2 separate regions of the Homo sapiens genome follow, and region 1 is linked to region 2. A link is an interaction called in ENCODE POLR2A ChIA-PET data of the cell type or tissue named here. Cell type or tissue: GM12878. All regions are shown on one strand. Links, peaks and the distances in the headings refer to the core of each region. The heading gives the core; the rest is flanking DNA.

What was found. ChIA-PET counts read pairs that join two places held together with the same protein. Peaks named below come from ENCODE experiments on the same cell type or tissue, not always from the same donor. Only the 100,000 strongest peaks of a DNase experiment are listed, where the experiment ranks them.
Region 1: POLR2A ChIA-PET joins it to region 2 with 8 read pairs; 5 of 35 experiments call an interaction of 5 or more read pairs at or near these places.

Annotation. Positions count from the first base shown.
Region 1 is chr1:26,834,675-26,843,281 of GRCh38, reverse strand. The region is part of intron 2 of ZDHHC18 (zDHHC palmitoyltransferase 18); the gene reads right to left. Among named protein-coding and RNA genes, the nearest start is that of ZDHHC18, 12 kb to the right of the region's middle. RefSeq lists enhancers at 3,833-4,152, 4,313-4,582. In GM12878, for the core only: a CTCF peak has its summit at 4,492; a DNase peak (open chromatin) is centred at 4,211; H3K27ac peaks cover 2,775 bases.
Region 2 is chr1:26,673,135-26,681,741 of GRCh38, reverse strand. No RefSeq gene overlaps it. Among named protein-coding and RNA genes, the nearest start is that of ARID1A, 19 kb to the left of the region's middle. RefSeq lists an enhancer at 3,752-3,801. In GM12878, for the core only: a CTCF peak has its summit at 4,074; a DNase peak (open chromatin) is centred at 4,131; H3K27ac peaks cover 260 bases.

The DNA of each region.
Region 1 (8,607 bases), core at 367-8,366, 160 kb before region 2:
AATTCCAGCTACTCGGGAGGCTGAGAAAGGAGAATTGCTTGAACTCGGGAGGTGGAGGTTGCAGTGAGCTGAACAGTCGCCATTGCATTCCAGCCTGGGTGATAAGAACGAAACTCCGTCTCAAAAAAAGAAAAAAAAAAAAAAGAAAGAAAGAAAAAAGGAAAGACTTAAGTAAGTTATTTAGGTCCTGCCCTGGTATATCGGCAGAGCAGGACTCTAACCTAGGTGTGTCATATGCAAAGCCCAAAACTTCACCCATTGAGCCTCTGGGTACCCCAGGGCACAGAGAACCTGAACAGTGGCTCCTTCCAGAAAGAAGTCTGAGTCTCCTGGGGCAGCCTATACCCCCAGCCCTCCACCATGCACCCTGCCATTGCTTCCATTGCATTGTTTGCCAGATAATGTCTCCAGTTTGGCCACTGGCCTCCAATGATTATTTACTGAGTGCCTACCAATGTGCCAGGCACGATTCTAGGCACTTGGCATATATCAGTGAAGCAAACATGCTTCAGTCTCACATTTTCAACTACCAAAGGTTTACTTTGTTAGGTTGTTTCATCACCACCTTGACTACAGCATGTTTAAAATGGAACTAAGCATCTGAGCATTTCTTCCCTAAAATGGGCAGCATGAAGAAGGGTGGGGGATTTAGAGGCCAATGGCCACACTCTGAACCCTGGTTTTGTCATTGACTGGTTGTGTGTAAGGCTGAAGTCAAATGAACTTCTCTGAGCCTCAGTTTTCTCATGTGTAAAACAGGAATAACAGGTAGAATAGCTAATGAATCTAGTTCCACTCCACTTCTGCCCAGCTGGGTTTCTCCTGATGATATCATTTGCTAAAAAATCATATAAGCTCTTTGTGCCTCAGTTTCTCTAATCACTGAAATAGAAACGATAGTAACTCACCTTCATAGGGTTGTTGTGAGAGTTAAATGAATCAATATATGTGAAATGGCACAAAGCAAATGGTTAGCAAGTGTGAGCTATTATTATTAACTCACAGGGCCAAGCATAGTGGCTCATGCCTGTAATCCCAGCACTTTGGGAGGCTGAGGCAGGAAGATTGCTTGAAGCCAAGAGTTTGAGACCTGCCTGGGCAATAAAGGCGGACCCTGTCTCTCTCTCTCTCTTTTTTTTTTTTTTTTTGAGATGGAGTCTCGCTCTGTTGCCCAGGCTGGAGTGCAGTGGCGCGATCTTGGCTCACTGCAACCTCCACCTTGCAGGTCAAAGCAATTCTCTGCCTCAGCCTCCTGGGTAGCTGGGATTACAGGTGCCCGCAACCATGCCTGGCTAATTTTTTGTATTGTTAGTAGAGACAGGGTTTCACTATGTTGGCCAGGCTGGTCTTGAACTCCTGACCTCATGATCCACCCACCTTGGCCTCCCAAAGTGCTGGGATTACAGGCGTGAGCCACCGCGCCTGGCCACCTCAGTTTCTTTATCTGTAAAATAGAGATGGGTCAAGTCATACCTTCATAGGATTGTGGTGAGGGCTGAATGAGATGCTTCCACAGCCCTGAGCACAGTGCTAGCCTCCCAGGAGCCACTGACATTGCTCCTGACCAACTGTTCATGCCATGACCCTCCAGGATGCAGAACCCCCAGCAGCAGCTCTTTCCAAAGCTGGTGATACTACTCCAAACCAAACCCCTAATCCTGTCCCACAGGCCCCAGAGTCCCAGCTTTTGGCTCCCCACTCACTGCTTCCTTGCTGACTTGGACATAGGCTTTGGAGCCAGAAACACATGTAGGTATAAATCTCACTCCAATCACTTACTGGCTGAGTGAGGTGGGTCAAATCACTCAACTTCTCTGTGCCATCATCTGCTAAATAAATAAAATGGAAGGCCAAGCATAGTGGCTCATGCCTGTAATCCCAGCACGTTGGGAGGCTGAAGCAGGAGGATTGCTTGAGGCCAGGAGTTTGAGATCAGCCTGGGTAACATAGTGTGAGACCCCATCTCTATAAAAATAATAATTTTTAAAAATTAGCTGGATGTGGGCTGGGCGTGGTGGCTTACACCTGTAATCCCAACATTTTGGGAGGCCAAGGCAGGTGGATCACCTGTCTGAGGTCAGGAGTTCGAGACCAGCCTTAAACATGGTGAAACCCCATTTCTACTAAAAATACAAAAATTAGCCAGGTGTGGTGGTGTGCACCTGTAATCCCAGCTACTCGGGAGGCTGAGGCAAGAGAATCACTTGAACCCGGGAGGCAGAGGTTGCAGTGAGCTGAGATCACGCCACTGCACTCCAGCCTGGGTGCCAAGAGCAAAACTCTGTCCCCCCCTCCCCCCAAAAAATTAGCTGTATGTGGCATGAACCTGCAATTCTAGCTACACGGGAGACTGAGGCAGGAAGTCAAGGTGGTAATGAAACAACCTAACAAGAGAGATAACTACTACAGTTGAAGGGAAAGTTGAAGGGAAAGTTTAGGAGTTCAAGGTTGCAGTGAGGTATGACTGTGCCACTGCATTCCAGCCTGGGTGACAGAGCGAGGCTGTGTCTCTAAAAAATATTTAAAAGTTAAAATAAATAGGCTGGACATGATGGCTCACGCCTGTAATCCCTGCACTTTGGGAGGCCGAGGCAGGCGGATCACCTGAGGTCAGGAGTTCAAGACCAGCCTGGCCAACACACTGAAACCCCATCTCTACTAAAAATACAAAAATTAGCCGGGCATGGTGGCGCATGCCTGTAATCCCAGCTACTCGGGAGGCTGAGGCAGGAAGAATCGCTTGAACCCAGGAGGTGGAAGTTGAAGTGATCCGAAATCGCGCCACTGCACTCCAGCCTGGGTGACAGAGCAAGGCTGTCTCAAAAAAATAAAATAAAATGGAACATCATTGAGTCCATCTCAGGGGGCTGCTGGAAGGATTAGGTGAGAATTCACCAAGTGGCTTTAGCAAAGTGGCTAACGCTTGACAAGGGCTTAACAAATATCAGCCATTATTATGACTTTTGTTTCCACAAAACATTGCATTCCAAACAAACAATGGAGTTATGAAGAAAACTTCAGAACACAGCCCATCTGTGAATGAAGGACAGCCACAGACCCTCTCCAGCACTGACAGAAGTTACTGGAATCCTCAGTGGAATCCCACAGGTCTTCCTCAGGGGAGAGGGGAACCCAAGCCTCTCCCCAGGACAGGGAGGGAACTGCTAAGCATGTTCTGGTCTCCAGCAGCCAGGCTTCTTTCTCTCCAGCACTCTGCAGAAGAGCAAATGAAGCTCTGTACCCCGGCTTCCTGAGGCTGCCAGGAGCCAGGGGAGGCAGAGCGCTGTGTCATGCTGGAGCAAGAGTCCACCTGGTGCTAAATCAAAGTCGCCAGAGTTGGGACAAAGGAGGCTCTGCAGGGGCTGCACCCTTCATGGGGGAAGACAAGCAGCTCTCCCATTGCTGATTCTCAGACCGGACAGTGCTGACCCATCACCGCCCCAAACTCAGCCTCAGAATCCTCCTCAACCTGCTCCTCCTGGCAGCCACTACCGATGGCAGCTTGTTAGCACCTGGAGCAAGTCCACTCTCCATTCCTGACCAAAAGACTCAAGTCTCTTCAGTTTCAATAGAGAAAAGTGACTTACAAAGTGTGCTGACATTCCTAGTCTCACTCAATCACAGAGACTGCTCTGGGCTAGGCAAGGGGATCCGTGCCTGTGAGTTACAGATGGGAAAGCAAGTTCACTCCAATAATAGAAGGTGGGGCTGAAACTAGGACCCTTGTCTTCCAGGGCACTCATTTGTTCACTCTTTCACACATGAGCACCTACTATGTGCAAGTTACTGTACAAGGCCTGGGGGTGGCAGGGAAGGTAAGGGGCAAATTCATAGAAATGAGTCAAAGATATTGGTTTTGTTCACCCTGTGCCTGCCTGACATACTGTGGATGTTCAAAAAATATTTGTTGTAGAAAAGAAGAAAGAAGGGAGTGATGGTAAGTGATGCTATCCCTGCCCTCAGGGAATCTAAGATCTACTCCAGGGCTGTTTCTGCTATGCCAGGCTCTTCCCAAGTAAAAAGGTGCCCTTATGCCAGCAAGGCCCTCCTGCTGCCTTCCAGGCAGAAACCAAAGCTCTGAGGATGTGAAAATGAGACGAAAAGCAAGGCTACTCGTCACTGAATGGCTGTGAGGGCAAAGGAATTTCCCCACCCTAAGACAGCTCTCGGAGAGGAGCAGGCAGGCCTTCTGCGGTCAGAGCCTGAAAGGCTGGGGCTGTGGAAGTTCCCCAGGGCTGGCTGCGGGCTGCTGAGAAGGCCCTGACTGCCCTCTGCCCTTCCACTGTTGTCACCTGCAGAGGAAACAGCTGCAGGACTGCAGTCTCCCCGCCTCTAAGGCCAGCTCAAGGTCAGCCACAGCTCCCAGGCCTCGAGTGCTAGGTCACCATAACCCTCCCAGACCACTTCTGTCCATCTCTGGGGTTCATGGGGCCTTCACCACATACCAGGCTTAGTGCTAGGCCTGTGGATACAGGAAGAGCCCGCCTGAGGGCAGAGTCAGACAGAAGTGGATAATTAAGAGTCCTCCTACAAGGCAGTGCCTCTGTGTGGTGACTCTGGGCCTGCCTAATCTTATTTTGAACCCTGGCATGGCCAATTGTTAGCCTGTAAACTTAAGAAGCTGATCAATCTCTAAGCCTCACTTTCCTCACCTGTAGAATGGGTAATGATGACATCAACCTTGTAAAATTTTACACAAATCAGAAATAACATAATATCAAGATCTGACCTAAATAGCTATTCAATTAATGACATTACTGGTGCCTATACTCAATGCCTCAAGAACACAGAGGGAAATATGTGGGGTGGAGGCAGGAAGCAGCATTCAAGAAAGCAACAGGCCGAGTGCAGTGGCTCGTGACTGTAATCCCAACACTTTGGGAGGGTAAGGCTGGAGGACTGCTTGAGTCCAGGAGTTTGAGAGATCAGCCTGGGCAACACAGCAAGACCCTGTTTCTACAAAAAATAATTTAAAAAGAAAGCAAGGGGCCAGGCACAGTGGCTCACACCTGTAATTCCAGCACTTTGGGAGGCTGAGGCGGGCGGATCACCGGAGGTCGGGAGTTTGAGATCAGCCTGACCAACATGGAGAAACTCCATCTCTACTAAAAATACAAAATTAGGGTGCATGGTGGTGCATGCCCATAATCCCAGCTACTCGGGAGGCTGAGGCAGGAGAATCGCTTGAACCCGAGAGGCAGAGGTTGTGGTGAGCCGAGATCTCACCACTGCACTCCAGCCTGGGCAACAAGAGCAAAACCCTGTCTTAAAAAAAAAAAAAAGCAAGCAACAAAAGAAGTAACAGCAAAGCTGGATCAGAAAGAATGAGCACTCTGGCTCACCACGGCAGGCGGGGACAGCACAAGCACAAGCAAACGCACTGAGGCATCCAGTGCACAGCGTGGCTGGGGGTGCCAGGGACCAGTAGGAGAAGAGCAGTGGCTGGGGTAGACTGCAGCTTGCCTTAATCTCATGAGTGAGTTTTCAAGAAGATAGAAGAGGGGCTGGGCACGGTGGATCATGCCTGTAATCCCAGCACTTTGGGAGGCTGAGGCAGGTGGATCACCTGAGGTCAGAAGTTCAAGACCAGCCTGGCCAACATGGTGAAACCCCATCTCTACTAAAGATACAAAAATTAGCCAGGCATGGTGGTGCATGCCTGTAATCGCAGCTACTTGGGAGGCTGAGGCAGGAGAGTCACTTGAACCCAGGAGGTGGAGGCTGCAGTAAGCTGAGATCACACCATTGCACTCCAGCCTGGGTGACAGAGCGAGACTCTGTCTCAAAAAATAAATAAATAAATAAATAAATAAATAAATAATATACATAATATATTAAATATGTTAAATATATTATACATATTAAATATATGTTAAATACATATTATGCATATTAAATATAGATGTAAAATGTATATTATACATATTAAATATGTTAAATATATTATACATATTAAATATGTTATATATTATACATATGTAGTAAATATATAAATGTATATTTTATATATATATATATATATTTTTTTTGAGACAGAGTCTCACTCTGTCGCCCAGGCTGGAGTGCAGTGGCGCCATCTCGGCTCACTGCAAGCTCCGCCTCCCAGGTTCACACCATTCTCCTGCCTCAGCCTCCCGAGTAGCTGGGACTACAGGTGGCCGCCACCACACCCAGCTAATTTTTTTTGTATTTTTTTTAGTAGAGATGGGGCTTCACCTTGTTAGCCAGGATGGTCTCGATCTCCTGACCTTGTGATCCACCTGCTTCGGCCTCCCAATGTGCTGGGATTACAGGCATGAGCCACTGCGCCCAGCTGCATTTAATATATATTTAATGTATATGAAATATATATATTATACATATATATTTAAAGATGAGCCATTTAGGAGGAAAATACTAAAGAAATGAAGGTACAGCCAGATGCGGTGGCTCATGCCTGTAATCCCAGCACTTTGGGAGGCTGAGACGGGCGGATCACAAGGTCAGGAGATCGAGACCATCCTGGCTAACACAGTGAAACCCCGTCTCTACTAAAAATACGAAAAATTAGCTGGGCGTGGTAGCAGGTGCCTGTAGTCCCAGCTACTCGGGAGGCTGAGGCAGGAGAATGGCATGAACCTGGGAGGCAGAGGTTGCAGTGAGCTGAGATTGTGCCACTGCACTCCAGCCTGGGCAACGGAGCAAGACTCCGTCTCAAAAAAAAAAAAAAGAAAAAAAGAAAAAAAAAGAAATGAAGGTACAAGGCGGGATGCAGAAGGAAAAATCACAAAGGCTGGACTCATATCACTGATATGCTGAGGGCACCAGAGAGTCACCCAAATTCTGTGGGGTTTGTGGGGGGACAGGGCAGGGGTGGGGAGAACAAATTTGGGATCTTGGAGAGATAACTACAATTGAAGGGAAAGGCCCAGTCAGGGCCTGTTCTGCAGAGCCCTGAGCCAGTTCAGGTGGAACACGAGGCAGGTCTGTCCAGGGGAAGTGGGCAGAGACGTCCTGGAGACAAAGGAGATGGGGTCTGGGAGCTGGTGTATGGCAGTGGAGAGAGACGCAGCCTCTGTGTCCGTCATGTGAACTGTAACAGGGTCTAAGTGAGCATCTGTCACTTGGATTTGGATGTCTCTATCACCTCCCATCAGACCAGGAGCTTCTGGGAGCAATATTGCTCTTCCCAACTGCCTAGAGCCTGCAGGGTGAGCCAGCTGCACAGCCCACCAGCCGGCAAGACAGGATCTCAGATGAGGGTGACCGAGTGCCCTGATTTTCCTGGGATTGAGTGGTTTCCTAAGACAGGAGACTTTCCAGGTGGTCCTGGGTAAACTGGGAGGAGCTGGTCACTCTACCTCAGACTGTCCCCACAGGGCAGGAGCCCTGGGCCAGACCTGTTGGGCTGGAGTTGCTGGGCTGGGGTGCCAAAGGGAAAAGCCCACACTGTCTACATGAGCCTAGGACCAGGTAATCAGTTCATGCTCACATGAACAGCACCACCTGCCTCAGAGACAGCTCCCAACCTTCTGGAAAAGGTTCAGTGATCTTAGTCCTGATCATTTTCGGGGAAATATGTTTTTGGTTTTTTTTGTTTTTTGAGACGGAGTCTTGCTCTGTCACCAGGCTGGAGTGCAATGGCGCAACCTTGGCTCACTGCAACCTCCGACTCCCTGGTTCAAGCGATTATTCTGCCTCAGCCTCCTGAGTAGCTGGGATTACAGGCACACGCCACCATGCCCAGCTAATTTTTGTATTTTTACTAGAGACAGGGTTTCACCATGTTGGCCAGGATGGTCTCAATCTCCTGACCTTGTGATCCGCCCGCCTCGGCCTCCCAAAGTGCTGGGATTACAGGCGTGAGCCACTGTGCCAGCCCTGGGAAATATGTTTTACTTTAATTAGTTAGAAGTCTCCTGGTCACACCCAAAAATTTGGCTTCTATTCAAGTTTGAGAATTCAAAGGCCTCCAAAATGCCACTTTTGCACTTTGCACCTGTTCGCCAAGAAAAGTCTTAGGGACATTCAGCGCCCTACAAGATTGATTCCACCCCATCCTTCCAACTGGAATATCTCTAATATCCCTAACTATCTGAAGTGCTCCTCATATTCTAGCCAACGTGGCCTGCTCAGTGGCCCGTTCCCATCCCTCCTCCTTCCCTCTGCCACTCTCTCTTCCCTCAGCTTTGTCTGCCTGAAGGGCTGCCTCCGCACAGCTCCTGTGCTTGAATTCCACCCAAACTTAAAGACTTAGCTCAAGCATCACTTCTCCAGGAAGCTTCTCCAGTCCCCCAGGCAGAAGATGCTCCTGACTCCTCTGACCCTCTTCTAAAGCCTGATCTCACTGGCAGTGGCTGGTCAGGGCTCCCACCTGGGGCCAACTTGTCTGGAACCCATGAGAGTAAGCTCCTATCAGATTCATTGTTGGCCCCCACCTGCCTTCACTCTGCTGTCAGGGGTCAGCATATAGAATTAACACACAAATGAACAAACCCATGATGCCCAACTGGGAGATGTCCTGACTGTTTCCTCACCTGTCACCCTGACAGAGCAAGGAGGGCCTTCACAGAAGCTCACCTATTCTTCAGTCATTCATTTACTCATTTAGCCAACGTCACTGAGCCT
Region 2 (8,607 bases), core at 470-8,469:
TTTTTTTTTTTTTTTTTTTGAGACAGGGTTTCACTCTGTTGCCTAGGCTGGAGTGCAATGGCACAATCTTGGCTCACTGCAACCTCTGCCTCCCGAGTTCAAGTGATTCTCCTGCCTCAGCCTCCTGAGTAGCTGGGACTACAGGCAGGTGCCACCGCGCCCAACTAATTTTTTTGTATTTTTAGTAGAGACGGGGTTTCACCATGTTGGCCAGGCTGGTCTCAAGCTCCTGATCTCAAGTGATCCACCTGCCTCGGCCTCCCAAAGTGCTGGGGTTACAGGCATGAGCCACTGCACACAGCCTAAGCTTTTACTTTGAATCACTTTATTTATTTATTTATTTATTTAGAGACAGACTCTTGCTCTGTTGCCCAGGCTGGAGTGCAGTGCCATGATCTCAGCTCACTGCAACCTCTACCTCCCAGGTTCAAGTGATTCTCTTGCCACCGCCTCCTGAGGAGCTGGGATTATAGACGCACACCACCACGCCTGGCTAAATTTTGCATTTTGAGTCGAGATGGGGTTTCCCCATGTTGGCCAGGCTCGTCTTGACCTCAGGTGATCCACCTGCCTTAGCCTCCCAAAGTGCTGGGATTACAGCTGGGCCCTTTTTTTTATTTTTATTTTTATTTTTTTTTTGAGACAGGGTCTCACTCTGTTGCCCGAGCTGGAGTGCAGTGACATGATATTGGCTCACTGTAGCCTCAACATCCTGGGTTCAAGTGCTCCTACCACCCCAGCCTCTGGAGCAGCTGGAACTACAGGCACACATCACCATGCCTGACTAATTTTTGTATGTTTTGTAGAGACAGGGTTTTGCCATGTTGCCCAAGCTGGTCTTGAACTCCTGACCTCAAGTGATCTGCTTGCCTCACCCTCTCAATGTGTTGGGATTACAGGCATGAGCCACTGCACCCACACATAGGTGTGTGTTGTCTTTTATTTGGATTGGTTCCAAATAATACATCGCTTCCAAATGATACAGGCTGGATGTGATGGCTCATGCCTGCAATCCCAGCACTTTGGGAGGCCGAGGTGGGCAGATCACCTTAGATCAGGAGTTCAAGACCAGCCTGGCTAACATGAAGAAACCCTATCTCTACTAAAAATACAAAAATTAGCCGGGCGTGGTCATGGGCCCCTGTAATCCCACCTACTTGGGAGGCTCAGGCAGGAGAATCATTTGAACCTGGAAGGCAGAGGTTGCAGTGAGCCCAGATCCTGCCACTGCACTCCAGCCTGGGTAACAGAGCAAGATGCCATCTCAACAAAAGAAAAAAATTATATTCCATATAGATATTACTAGAGGTCTAAACGACAGTGATGTCTTCAAATGAAAGAAGAAAAAATATCTTAGGGAAGCATCTCTTACAGAACCAAAATTTGAAGATTTGGGAGATTTAGAAGATTTAAAAGAAAATATGGAGTAATATAAACATGAAAACGAAAGTGTGGTAGATCCTTCATCTCACACAAATTTTGCCACATTGATAGATGCTATCTTGGGCCAGGCATGGTGGCTCGTGCCTATAATCCCAGCAATTTGGGAGGCCAAGGCAGGGGGATTGCTTGAGGCCAAGAGTTTGAGACCAGCCTGGGCAACATAGCCAGACTTAATCTCCACAGTAAAAAAATTTGCCCAGCATGGTGGTTCATGCCTGCAGAACCAGCTACTGGGGAGACTGAGGCAGAACTGCTTGAGCCCAGGAGTTCGAGGTTACAGTGAGCTATGATTGCACCATTGCACTCCAGCCTGAGTGACAGAGCAAGACCCTGTCTCAAATAATAATAATAATAATAATAATAGAAGCTATCTCACAAGTGACTATTATGTGTGTGCTATATAGTCTCTAATACTCACAAAAATCCAATAAGAGGCATTATTATGTCCTATATAAGCAAAGAAACTGAGGCTCATATAGATTATGTAATTTAAGGTTACAATACTGGTAAATGATGGAGTCAGGATTCAAACTCAGCTCTCTTATAAATTCTGAATTCTGAGGTTTTCAATAAAAATGTGCAATAAATCCAATAATGTTAGAAATGTACTTTTTCAAGGTACTAATATTAACTGTTAGTAGAAGCATCTGTGTGTGTGTGTGTGTGTGTGTGTGTGTGTGTGTGTGTGTGTGTACTGATCCCAATCAAAGAATATAATTTCTTTGGGTCTCTTAGAGCTTCTCATTTCTGAGTGTGATCCTAGGATTAGCAGTTTAAACCTCACCTTGGAGCATCTTAGAAATGCACAATCTCAGGCCCCACTTCAGACCTTCTGAAACAGAATCTGCATTTTGACAATATTCCAGGTTATTTTTCTGCAAATTAAAGTTTGAAGCCTGGCCAGGTGTGATGGCTCATGCTTGTAATTCCAGTGCTTTTGGAGGTCAAGGCAGAAGGATTGCTTGAGGCCAGGAGTTTAAGACTACTCTGGCCAACAGTTATATAGAGACCTGGTCTCTAAAATAAAATAGTTTGAGAGGCACGGTCTTTTTTTTTTTTTTTTTTGAGACAGAGTCTCACTCTGTCACCAGGCTGGAGTGCAATTGTGTGATCTCTGTTCGCTGCAACCTCTGCCTCCCGGGTTCACGCCATTCTCCTGCCTCAGCCTTCCAAGTAGCTGGGATCACAGGTGCCCGCCACCACGCCCAACTAATTTTTTGTATTTTTAGTAGAGACGGGGTTTCACCGTATTAGCCAGGATGGTCTCAATCTCCTGACCTCGTGATCTGCCCACCTCGGCCTCCCAAAGGGCTGGGATTACAGGCGTGGGCCATGGCGCCCGGCTGAGAGGCACTGTCTCAAGGATGGGTGGTTCCCTTCCAGTTACTAAGGAGGCTAAGGTGGGAGATCCCTTGATTCCAGGAGGTAAAAGCTATAGTAAGCCTAGAATAAAAAAGCGAGACCCTGTCTCAAAAAAAAAAAAAAAGATGGGTGGTTCCACGAAGAGGGATGCCTCTTACTCCCATTGTGGCCATCCACATTCATAGGACCAGGGAGGGGAAAGATGGTAAGAATGCACTCACATTATAACCTTTACTGTCTGATTTTTAAATAAATGTTCATCAGTCATTTTTTATGACAGCTTTGAAATATAATTACAATTCACCCATCAAATTGTACAATTCAATGGTTTCAGCATATTCAGAGTTATGCAACCATCACCACAATCAATTTTAGAACATCTCATCATCCTGAAAAGAAACTCCATACCCTTTAGCCTCCTCTCCCCATTCTCCCCAGCTTCAAGCCCTAGGCAACCATTAATCTACTTTCTGTACGCCAGGGGTGATGGCTTACACCTGTAATCCCAGCACTTTGGGAGGCCGAGGTGGGCAGATCACCTGAAGTCAGAAGTTTGAGACTAGCCCGGCCAACATGGTGAAACCCCATCTCTACTGAAAATACAAAAATTAGCCAGGTCTAGTGGCAGGCACCTGTAATCTCGATTACTTGGGAGGTTGAGGCAGGAGAATTGCACGAACCCAAGAGGTAGAGGTTGCAATGGGCAGAGATCGCAAGACTGCACTCCAGCGTGGGTAACAGAGTAAGATTCCATCTCAAAAAAAAAAAAAAAAAAAAGAAAAGAAAAGAAAGAAAAATATCTACTTTCCATTTCTACAGATTTGTGTATTCATGGACATTTTTTAAAAATGGAGTCATATAATATGCAGTCTTTTGTGACTGGTTTCTTTCATTTAGCATACTGTTTTCAAGTTTCATCCATGTTGTTCACCTGTCTCAATCCTTTCTCATAAGTGGTAGCATTCTTCCAACAGATGTGTGGGTGCCAGACAGCAATGTGACCCTCTCACCCACTCCTCCCAGTGGAGTTCCTGACTACCGTCGTTCCCCTACGAGAAGCCTTTCTCCTCCCGTTACTGACTACTCTAGTAAGGAGGACTTTAGCAGAGTTCTTTTTTTCCATTTTCTCCCTGGGACTTAGCAGCTCAAGTGCAGCTGGCCCTTGGCCAAGCTTCCTCTCCAAGACACCTGCAGGTGCTACCAGTGCTGCCACCTTATGCCCATTTCTTGAAGTAGTGGACACTGGATCAGGCACTGTCTTCCTCCCTGAGAGCCCTGCTCTTTGCTGTGTTCACAATCAAGGTTGTGACTCATGACAGAGTGTGACCAGGAGAGGTCGAGGGTGTGCTGTGTGGGAACTCATGCCTGGTACCTTGAAACAACCAAGAGGCAGAGAAAGAAGCAAGCGCAAATGCACATGGAGCTCAAGAGGAGCGTGATTTTAAATCTCTCTTCCTGATTATCTTGGCTGTTTCTTCAGCTTCCACTTTTCTTCCTCTCTTCAGTTCACTTTCATTTCCCTATGTTACTCCTCAAAGAATAGGGAACCTACACGTCTCTCACTGTTCATTTCCACCTGGATTGTTTTCTCTTGTCACGTCAAGGGGTACAACTGTATACTTAGACATTTGGGTATGCTTAAGTTACTTCTATAAAAAAGAATCAGTCTAAACATTCTGCCCTGCTGAATGGCAAAACAAGGAAAAGGTTTTCTGTTTTCCAAAAAAATAAAGATGTTCTTCCTGAATAAATAAAGCTACCCAAACACAAATTTTTAAGAAACACACTTAAATTATCAGTCCCAAAGAAAAACTAGCATAGTAATTAAAATACTTTCCCTAAATGTTCATGCCTGAATCTGGGACCTTGTCAAAGTTCATTCTGGGGTGCATAGTTCCATTACAGATTATCATGCACGACCCTGAACTCCCTGAGTAGACCGTATATCTCCACTTCAAGCTCTTATTCCTGGGAAAATCTTTCCAAATTAAGGCTGCAGGCACTTATCTACCTCAGACTCTCATTGCCACTCTATGATATTTATTCAAGAAATGTTTGTATACTACCACATGCTAGCCTTGTGCTATACACAAGACAGACAAGGTTCCAGCTCCCATGGGGTTTAGCTTCTAGGTAGGGAAATGTAACAGTAGACTGCAGCCCTAAGACCTGTGGTGTGCTTGGCTGAGTCCCTCAGTGTGTCTTGATGAGTCCTGTTACCCCTAAGTAAAACAGGCAAGAAACACCTTGCTGTCTTAGACAGCAAAGAAGAAAAGCAGATGGACTGGGTGTAGTGGCTCACACCTGTAATCCCAGCACTTTGGGAGGCTGAGGCAGGCTGATCATTTGAGATCAGGAGTTTGAGACCAGCCTGGTTGAAATGGTGAAACCCCGTCTCAATTAAAAATACAAATGTTAACTGGAGGTGGTGGCGGGCGCCTGTAATCCCAGCTACTGGGAAGGCTGAGGCAGGAGAATCACTTGAACCTGGGAGGTGGAGGTTTCAGTGAGCCGAGATCGTGCCACTCCACTCAAGCCTGGGCGACAGAGTGAGACTCAGTCTCAAAATACAAAACAAAACAAAACAAAAAACAGAAGAAAAGCAGATGGGCTCAGGTGGTCTTGGCTGATAGCCTCACAGAATCTTCTGCCTTCATCTTACTTTGACCTTCCAATAACTCCCTGAGAGCCTCAGAAGCATCCCAAAGTGATAACCATACCATTAATGGATTTCATGACCTTATTAAATTCTTAAACTTTTTTTTTTTTTTTTTGAGACAAAGTCTCGCTCTGTCACCCAGGCTGGAGTGCAGTGGCGCGATCTCGGCTCACTGCAAGCTCTGCCTTCCAGGGTTCACGCCATTCTTCTGCCTCAGCCTCCCAAGTAGCTGGGACTACAGGCACCCACCACCACGCCCAGCTAATTTTTTGTATTTTTAGTAGAGACAGGGTTTCACCATGTTAGCCAGGATGATCTCGATTTCCTGACCTCGTGATCCGCCCGCCTCGGCCTCCCAAAGTGCTGGGATTTCAGGCGTGAGCCACCGCGCCCAGCCTTTTAAACACTTAAACTCTAGCATATATGTATGCTATAGTTCTAAGCAATGCCATATATGTGTGCTGTAGTTCTAAACAATTTCTAAGCAATGTCATATATATATATATATATATATATATAATGCATAAGCCACAGAATTGTTTTCATATATAATCTTTGTTAATTTATATAGTTTTGTATTATTTAACAGTATAAACATTACATTGTGGGTTGGTTTGTATGACCATTCCTTAATCCTTGAGAACTCAGAACAAAGTATGACATGCCTTTCCTATTTTCTACTCATTTTGTCTTCCGAGGGGCTGAGCATATCAATGGGATCTTTTTAACTTTTACTGTTAATCAGCTTGTAGGGAAATGCATTATTTATTCTCTCTTCCTTGGGGGTCAAAGCAGCCAACCAGATCTAAAGACACATTTAGAAGATATGTCAATGTAAACAGGTATGTATTTACTCTGACTTTGCTATTATAATTCATTAAGGCTTCATTTATCTGACACCTTTGGATAATGTGAAAAGCCTGAATTCATTTTCTAAATAATTAAAACTAATCCCTTTCAGTATAAAATGTTTTAAAATATGACTTTAATGAAAATTTATTTTAAATAAAATAGATCCCTGCCTTCTTGAAATGTATAGCAAATATAATTTAAACTCTTCTTATTTTCTTGGTCATTATTAGCATTCAGAATGAAACTCCAAAGTAATGCATCTCTGAGAAATATTAAAATATGCTATGCTTTTTGCCCTACCCAAAATGATCCGAGGCTAGTGTGATTTTGAGTTCTTTTATGTCCTTCCAATAATTTTCTTTCTGTTTTATCCCATCCTTTGTTAAGATATTAGATAATACCACTTGCTACTTCCTGGGTGCCTGGCTTTAGCAATTCTCTTCCTAATCTGTGTCCTAGGAAACTAGGTAACAAAATTTATTAGCATTGTGTGTAAAGTAAGAGCAAATAGGCTTTGAATCTGACAGTCTTTCCTGGAAGTGAATAGTATTAGCTTTTCAAGCAGTTCAATGGTCTTTTTAAATTGCTCTAGTATTCTCAATTCCCCTACTGATACCCTAGATTGTTGGATAAATTACCTTCTATAGAAAATTGAGACGTTAACATAGTCCTTTTCTTTTTGTCATTGTTGTCTTTTTTGAGACAGGGTTTTATTTCTGTCACCCAGGCTGGAGTGCAATGGCACGATCTCAACTCGCTGCCATCTCCGCCTCCTGGACACAGGCGATCCTCCTGCCTCAGCCTCCCAAGTAGCTGGGACTACAGTTGTGCACCACTACACCTGGCTAATTTTTTCTATTTTTTGTAGAGACGAGGTTTTGCCATGTTGCCCACGCTGGTCTCCAACACCTGGCCTCAAGCGATCCAGCCACCTCGGCCTCCCAAAGTGCTGGGATTACAGGTGAGAGCCACTGCGCCTGGCCAACATAGTACTTTTTTGCTTATATAATTTAGCTAGATACAACTTTTTCTACCAACCTTCTCCTTTGATTGGCTGGGTGTGGTGGCTCATGGTGTAATCCCAGCACTTTGGGAGGCCAAGCAGGGTGATTACCTTGAGCCCAGGAGTTCCAAACCAGCCTGGGCAACATGACAAAACCTCGTCTCTACAAAAATACAAAAATAAGCTGGGCGTAATGGGTGTGGTGGCGTGCACCTGTAGTCCCAGCTACTTGGGAGGCTGATGCATAAGAATCGCTTGAGCTTGGGAGGCGCAGGTTGCAGTGAGCTGAGATCCTGCCACTGCACTCCAGCATGGGCAACAGAGTGACTCTGTCCCAAAAAAAAGTTCTCCATTGGTTCTATTCTTTTTAGGTCCTCCTAATTTCTGATTTCAGACCATTAGTCCTTTCAATCCTAAATCTAAATAGCTGGACAGGGTGGCTCAACCCTGTAATCCCAGCACTTTGGGAGACCAAGGTGAGAGGATCATTTAAAACCAGGAAAAGGTGTGGCGCAGTGGCTCACACCTGTAATCCCAACACTTTGGGAGGCCGAGGCAGGCAGATCACTTGAGATCAGGAGTTCGAGACCAGCCCTGCCAACATAGCGAAACCCCCTCTCTACTAAAAATACAAAAATTAGCTGGGCATGGTGGCGGGCGCCTGTAATCCCAGCTACTTAGGAGGCTGAGGCAGGAGAATCACTTGAACCCAGGAGGCGGAGGTTGCAGTGAGCCAAGATTGCACCACTGCACTGCAGCCTGGGCAACAAGAACGAGAATCTGTCAACAACAACAACAACAAAAAAGAAGGAAAGAAAGAAAGAAAGAAAGAAAGAAAGAAAGAAAGAAAGAAAGAAGGAAAGAAAGGAAGAAGAGAAAATAATTTAGAAACCTGGTAAGATTTAAAGATCTTCTTATAGATTACAGGGAGCCTTCCAAACACAGTGGGTTTTTGTTTGTTTTTCTGACATAAAAAAGACCCAATTTGTAGTTTTAAGTTATTTCAGCTTTAAGTTAATAACAACATAGGCCAGGCGTGGTGGCTCACGCCTGTAATCCCAGCACTTTAAGAGGCCAAGGTGGGCAGATCACCTGAGGTCGGGAGTTTGAGACCAGCCCAACCAACATGTAGAAACCCCGTCTCTACTAAAAACACAAAAATTACCCAGGCATGGTGACACATGCCTGTAGTCCCAGCTACTCAGGAGGCTGAGGCAGGAGAATGGCCTGAACCCAGGAGGCGGAGGTTGTGGTGAGCCGAAATCGAGCCACTGCACTCCAGCCTGGG